Regions from separate parts of the Mus musculus genome. Here region 1 is linked to region 2. Evidence: chromatin loops called from intact Hi-C (ENCODE). Cell type or tissue: gastrocnemius. All regions are shown on one strand.

The links. A loop is a pair of places that touch in the nucleus more often than their neighbours do. Peaks named below come from ENCODE experiments on the same cell type or tissue, not always from the same donor. Only the 100,000 strongest peaks of a DNase experiment are listed, where the experiment ranks them.
Region 1: a loop joins it to region 2, with 4 times the contacts of the local background. A loop is called at or near these places in 2 of 42 quality-filtered maps.

The regions. Positions count from the first base shown.
Region 1 is chr1:154,798,574-154,801,073 of GRCm38, reverse strand. It overlaps a transcript of Cacna1e not described here. Among named protein-coding and RNA genes, the nearest start is that of Gm51649, 13 kb to the right of the region's middle. In gastrocnemius, no CTCF peak of the experiment used is centred here; DNase peaks (open chromatin) are centred at 1,551 and 2,100.
Region 2 is chr1:155,010,965-155,013,464 of GRCm38, reverse strand. It overlaps Gm41977 (a long non-coding RNA gene), which reads left to right. Exons shown (of 3, transcript XR_878618.2): 3 at 2,038-2,500. Among named protein-coding and RNA genes, the nearest start is that of Gm41977, 8.9 kb to the left of the region's middle. In gastrocnemius, no CTCF peak of the experiment used is centred here; no DNase peak of the experiment used is centred here.

The sequences.
Region 1 (2,500 bases), 210 kb after region 2:
GGCCACACCTACTCCAACAAAGCCATAGCTCCTTATGGTGCCACTTCCCGTGGGCCAAGCACATTCAAACCACCACACACATCCTCTGGGTTCCTTGAGTCCTCCTCTGTGCATATATGTTCTTCCTTTTACCTATGAATCTCCCTATCCTTATCTCCTGGCCCCCATCTCCTGGTGCTTACCCAGAGAGATCTGTCCATGCTTAGCTTCAAGGTCCTGCCCTTCTATACAACTCTCCTGGTTACACCGGGTACATAATGTGGCCCTCCTCTGAGAACTTACAGACATCAGACTTACATCAGTCCCAGCCCATCATGCCGTGTGACAAGAGTCAGTGTTCCTCTGTGTCCCAATGGGTATGACATGGACCATGTCTGGCTCATTATGAGATGCTTGGTACCTGGTGGTTGGCATATGGCAAGCACTCTTTCTAAAGTGAATTTGACTATATTCTCCTTGGTCTGGAATAGGAGAATCCAGCTTCAGGGAGTCATTAGAGCATCTGGATCTATAATGTTCTCTGTGTGTTGAGGTGGATGTGTGTATCATAAGAAAGGCAGGAACCTAGACAAAAGACATGCCTACTTTGTGCTGGCCAGGGAGTCAGGTGGCCAAGAGGGCAGAGGAGCTGGGAACCTGGAATAGGGGTGATGAGGATTCTTTTCATTTAGCCACATTGCTGCCCACCTGAGATGGCGGTGCCTCCTTATAGAAGGTACTGGAATGTTTGTCTCCTGTGTACATACTGATGGCCTCTTTTGAATGGTGGTGTGAAAGCCACACATATTTTGTAGAAAATGTACTTCATTTCTAGAATTTTGATCTTTCCAGGGCTCTTGGTATGTTCCTCTTATGGTTCTGGGCAGTGAGTGAGCCTCACTTCCCAGCCCCAAAATCATGTGGGAAACCTGTCTCACTGTACAGTGTACTGTGTTGTTAGGCCGCGATGTTCAGTGACTTAGACTTTAAATGCTATTTTACTTTGCAATATTTTCTCCTAACAATGGGTTTATTGGGTGGTAGTCCAGTCGTCGTTAGAGGAGGAGTATCTGTAATCATGGAACCTCTGTCATCTGCACTGGACTTGAATCTCATGGTAGGAGTGAATCTTCTTTGCTTAAACTCTGCAACTCTGTGAATCTGGTACCCAGACTAGTTTAGAGTCAACACTACTGATTTTAGCATCTTTTACCAAGCTCGGCCTATGTGCCAGTTTCTTGGCCAGGCCTAGGAAGCATTATTGAGCTTTGAGGGGCCGTGTCATTAATCTTTTTCTCTTCTCTATTTCCCCGTGCCCATGATCCTTCATTCCCTCCTCCTCCTCTTCCTCCTTCTCCTCCCCACCCTTTGTCTCTGCCCACCCTTTTCCTGGCAGAGCAATGTTCTGTGATGGTGCCCGAGATGCGTGGACTGAGCCCAGGCCGAAGGCTGCCCGAGCCCACCCTGTGCCCGGCTACAGGAGGGAGCCCTGAGCCCGGGGCTGCTGGCAGGCGCCGCCACGTCCTGGCTCTGCCTGATGAGGAGGCATGGCGGCCGCAGCAGTGCGCCCTGCTCGAGGCCAATGCCTCCGACGAGGTGGGCATGTTGCCTGCTTCCCCGCGCTCCGCGGTGGCCGGCTTCGACAACTTCTTCCCGGTGCAGGAAGGCGAGGGCCCGGGCTGGGAGGGCAGCACCACGCTGGATGCAGGCTCCAGCCCCTTCCTTCCTGTGAGCCCAGAGGTCATGAAGCGGAGGCGAGGGGGGCTCATCGAGCAGCGGGACATCATCAAGGCCCACGAGGCACACAAGATGCAGAGCACCCCGCAGGCCCGGCGCAAGGAGTGGGAGTGAGTATGGAGAGTGGGCGGGCCCTGGGGAAAGGGTGGTTCCAGAGGCCAGGGAGGAGTGGGAGAGTCATTTGTGTCTATATCCACTACCCTTTCCAGCGAGGTCTCTGTGGTCAGCCAGGCAGTGGTCCTTCTGCTCATCTTGTAGGCTACTCTGAACCTCAATGAGCTCTGTCAATCAAGCTTGGGTTTCCACTGCCCAACTAACCTGTTTAACCAAGCTCTTAGGGAGAAGGAACTGGGTCTATCCCTGCAAGCCATGGAGGACGGATGCCAACTTGAACCATCTGTGGCATGTTCTCTTCAGGAATTACAGCTGCCCTGCCCTTGGATAATCATATTTGGGGCAAGTCTCTTCTCTGAGGGGAGGGCAGAAAGAGAGTTACCAAGCTGTCTGGCCACTCAAGAGCATTCTTCTTTCTCTTTTCATGTTGGACAGAAGTTCTAACTTAGGCTGGCCTGGAGGGCATGCTGCTGCAGAATTCAGTTTAGGTTTTATTTTGTTTTGTGTTTACTATTTCCAGTGCCCTGGTTTTATAACCCAAATAAGGACTCAATTTTGCACTTTAAATCAGTTTTTTCTGTATGTTGGCATGCCCCATGGTCTTTACGCTTTTCTTCCTGCCTGAGATGGGAGAAGTATTAGCTGCCAAGTAACTAGAATGTGTTTTTAG
Region 2 (2,500 bases):
TCATCAAATGGGTTTCATTTCCTTCTTGGCCACCCAGAGAGGCTATAATTTCTCACAATAAGATAGGGCCATGAGATGAGGTCTGCTTTTAGAAGATGGGCTAAAAGGACAGATCAGCTATGTGGTCCCATCTGCCTGCCTGTCTCTATCTCTGTCTCTCCCTCCCTAATTATTCCTATGTCCACCCTCTCTTTTCAACTTGAATTTGGAGGGCCCTGGGTGGGAACTTCAAGGCCCTGAAAGATTATAGTAATAAGCCTCGAGTTCCTGAATGACTTTGTGGACTGTGACACCCCCAGCCTTAACTCATAGGGGCCTATGAGTGAGAACTCAGTCTTCATTGTGTCAAGCCATTGAGCTTAGGGGCTGATTCTAATAGCCAAGTCCTTCTCATTAATACAGAACACACACAAGGATTTGAATTGACAGTTTTTTAAAAAAAGATTTATTTATTTACTCTATGTAAGTACACTGTAGCTGTCTTCGGATACTCCAGAAGAGGGAATCAGATCTTGTACAGATGGTTGTGAACCACCATGTGGTTGCTGAGATTTGAACTCAGGACCTTCGGAAGAGCAGTCAATGTTCTTAACTGCTGAGCCATCTCTCCAGCCCCCGAGTCGACTGTTTTTATGGGAAAGAGGAGAGATGGTGGAATTCGACGGGAATGTTTCTGTGACAAAGTAGAGAGGAGTCTCCTAGTGACAGAAGGGTGGAGTGTGCTGCCTTAAATTGAGGAAAGTGTGTGTGTGTGTCTGTATGTATGTATATCTCTGTGTGAGTATATGTCTGTGTTTGCGTGTGTCTCTGTGTATCTCTGTGTCTGTGTGTCTGTCTTTGTGTGTATATCTGTGAGTCTGTGTGTATGCAGGTGTATGCTTGTGTGTGTGTCCTGTATATGCCTGTGTGCGTCTCTGTGCCCCTGTGTGTCTGTCTCTGTGTATGACTGTGAGTCTCTGTATGTCTGTGTGTATCTGTGAGTCTGTGAGTGTGTGTGTGTCTCTGTGTGTGTCTAAATTAGAGAAAACTTCTCCGGGGGAGTCTGAGGTTTCTCTCCTTCCCTTTCTGCATCCCTTTGTCCCTCCTGCCTCTATCTTTACTTCCTCCTTCTCTCTTTCTTCCTTCTCTCCTTCCTTCCTTCCTTCCTTCCTTCCTTCCTTCCTTCCTTCCTTCCTTCCTTCCTTCCTTCCTTCCTCCCTCCCTCCCTCCCTCCCTCCCTCCCTCCCTCCCTCCCTCCCTCCCTCCCTCCCTCCCTCCCTCCCTTCCTTGTGGCAGGTTGTCATTGTGTAGCTCATGTTGGACTGGAACTAGCTTGTGGCCTTGAGCTTGCTACCCTACTGCCTCAGGTTTCAGATACTGTCTGGTGGGCCCCTTTCTGAACTGCAGTAAGCAGTAAAGATGACTTTTCATGGCATACTCACTTGGCTTTAGTGACTATTTCACTTAATTCTCATAACATCCCAGTGGGACAGGAGCTGTCACTAGGATTCCCATTTTATAGGTGAGAAAATCGAGGCCAAAGAGATGAATTGTCCCCAACACCAGCAAGCAAGCAGCAGCAGCTTGTCAGAGGCTGTGGATCTCACCTGAGATCCAGCTGTCACCTCTGACCTGCTACTTTCATTTCCCCTTGCATGTGTGTGTGTGGGGTGCGCGTGTACATGCAGCAGATGCACATGTATGCATGTGCTTGCTGGCATTCACACCTGTGTATGCGTGGGAGCCTCCTTGGAGGTAGGGTTGCTCCTTGAACCTGGAGCTTGTGTTTTTCAGCAAGGTTGGTAGCTGGCAAGCCCCAGAAATCCTCTTGTCTTTGTCCCAACAACAGGAGGGTCACAGGTACTCATGGGACTTATCTGGCTGGCTATGTGGGTGCTGAGATCTAAACCCAGGTCCTCATGGGTGTACAGCATGGGCTCTTAATGACGGAACCATCTCCCCAGTGCCTCCAGTTTATTTCTTGTCTACCTTGTCTAACCTCATAGAGTGCACATGGGCACTTATAAAAATATTTATTTTTACTTTTTTTTTTTGCAGTGTTAGGTTTAGCTTCTCGTGCATAATAGGAAAGTGGTTTACCACCGGGCTACATTCCCAGCCCACAGACACCTGAAATCTTGCAATGAACTAGGAAGATAAACCACTGGTGAGTCTGGAGCCTAGAGGTATGTATGATTTGCTGTCTGCAACAGTGCACAGTGACAGCCTATCTCCTCCCCGTGGTCCCTGATGCTGCCGGGAACGGGAACATTCCATAGCTCCAGCATCACTGCTCCATAGAGGGCTGTAGGGAGCAGGCAGGCTGCTGTCCTCATTCCTTAAGGAGAGTGTGTTCTGAGTGGGGGCAGCTTCCTGCACTGAGGGTGTTCTGTGGATGTCAGTGGCTTTGGCACAGGGGCCGTGCTGAGGGAAGTGAACTACTCTTCCTGCTCGCTGGGATCTTCAGGACCCCTCTGTACTTTCTGTGTCGGGTTTAGTGGAACTTAAAGTCGAGTGGGTA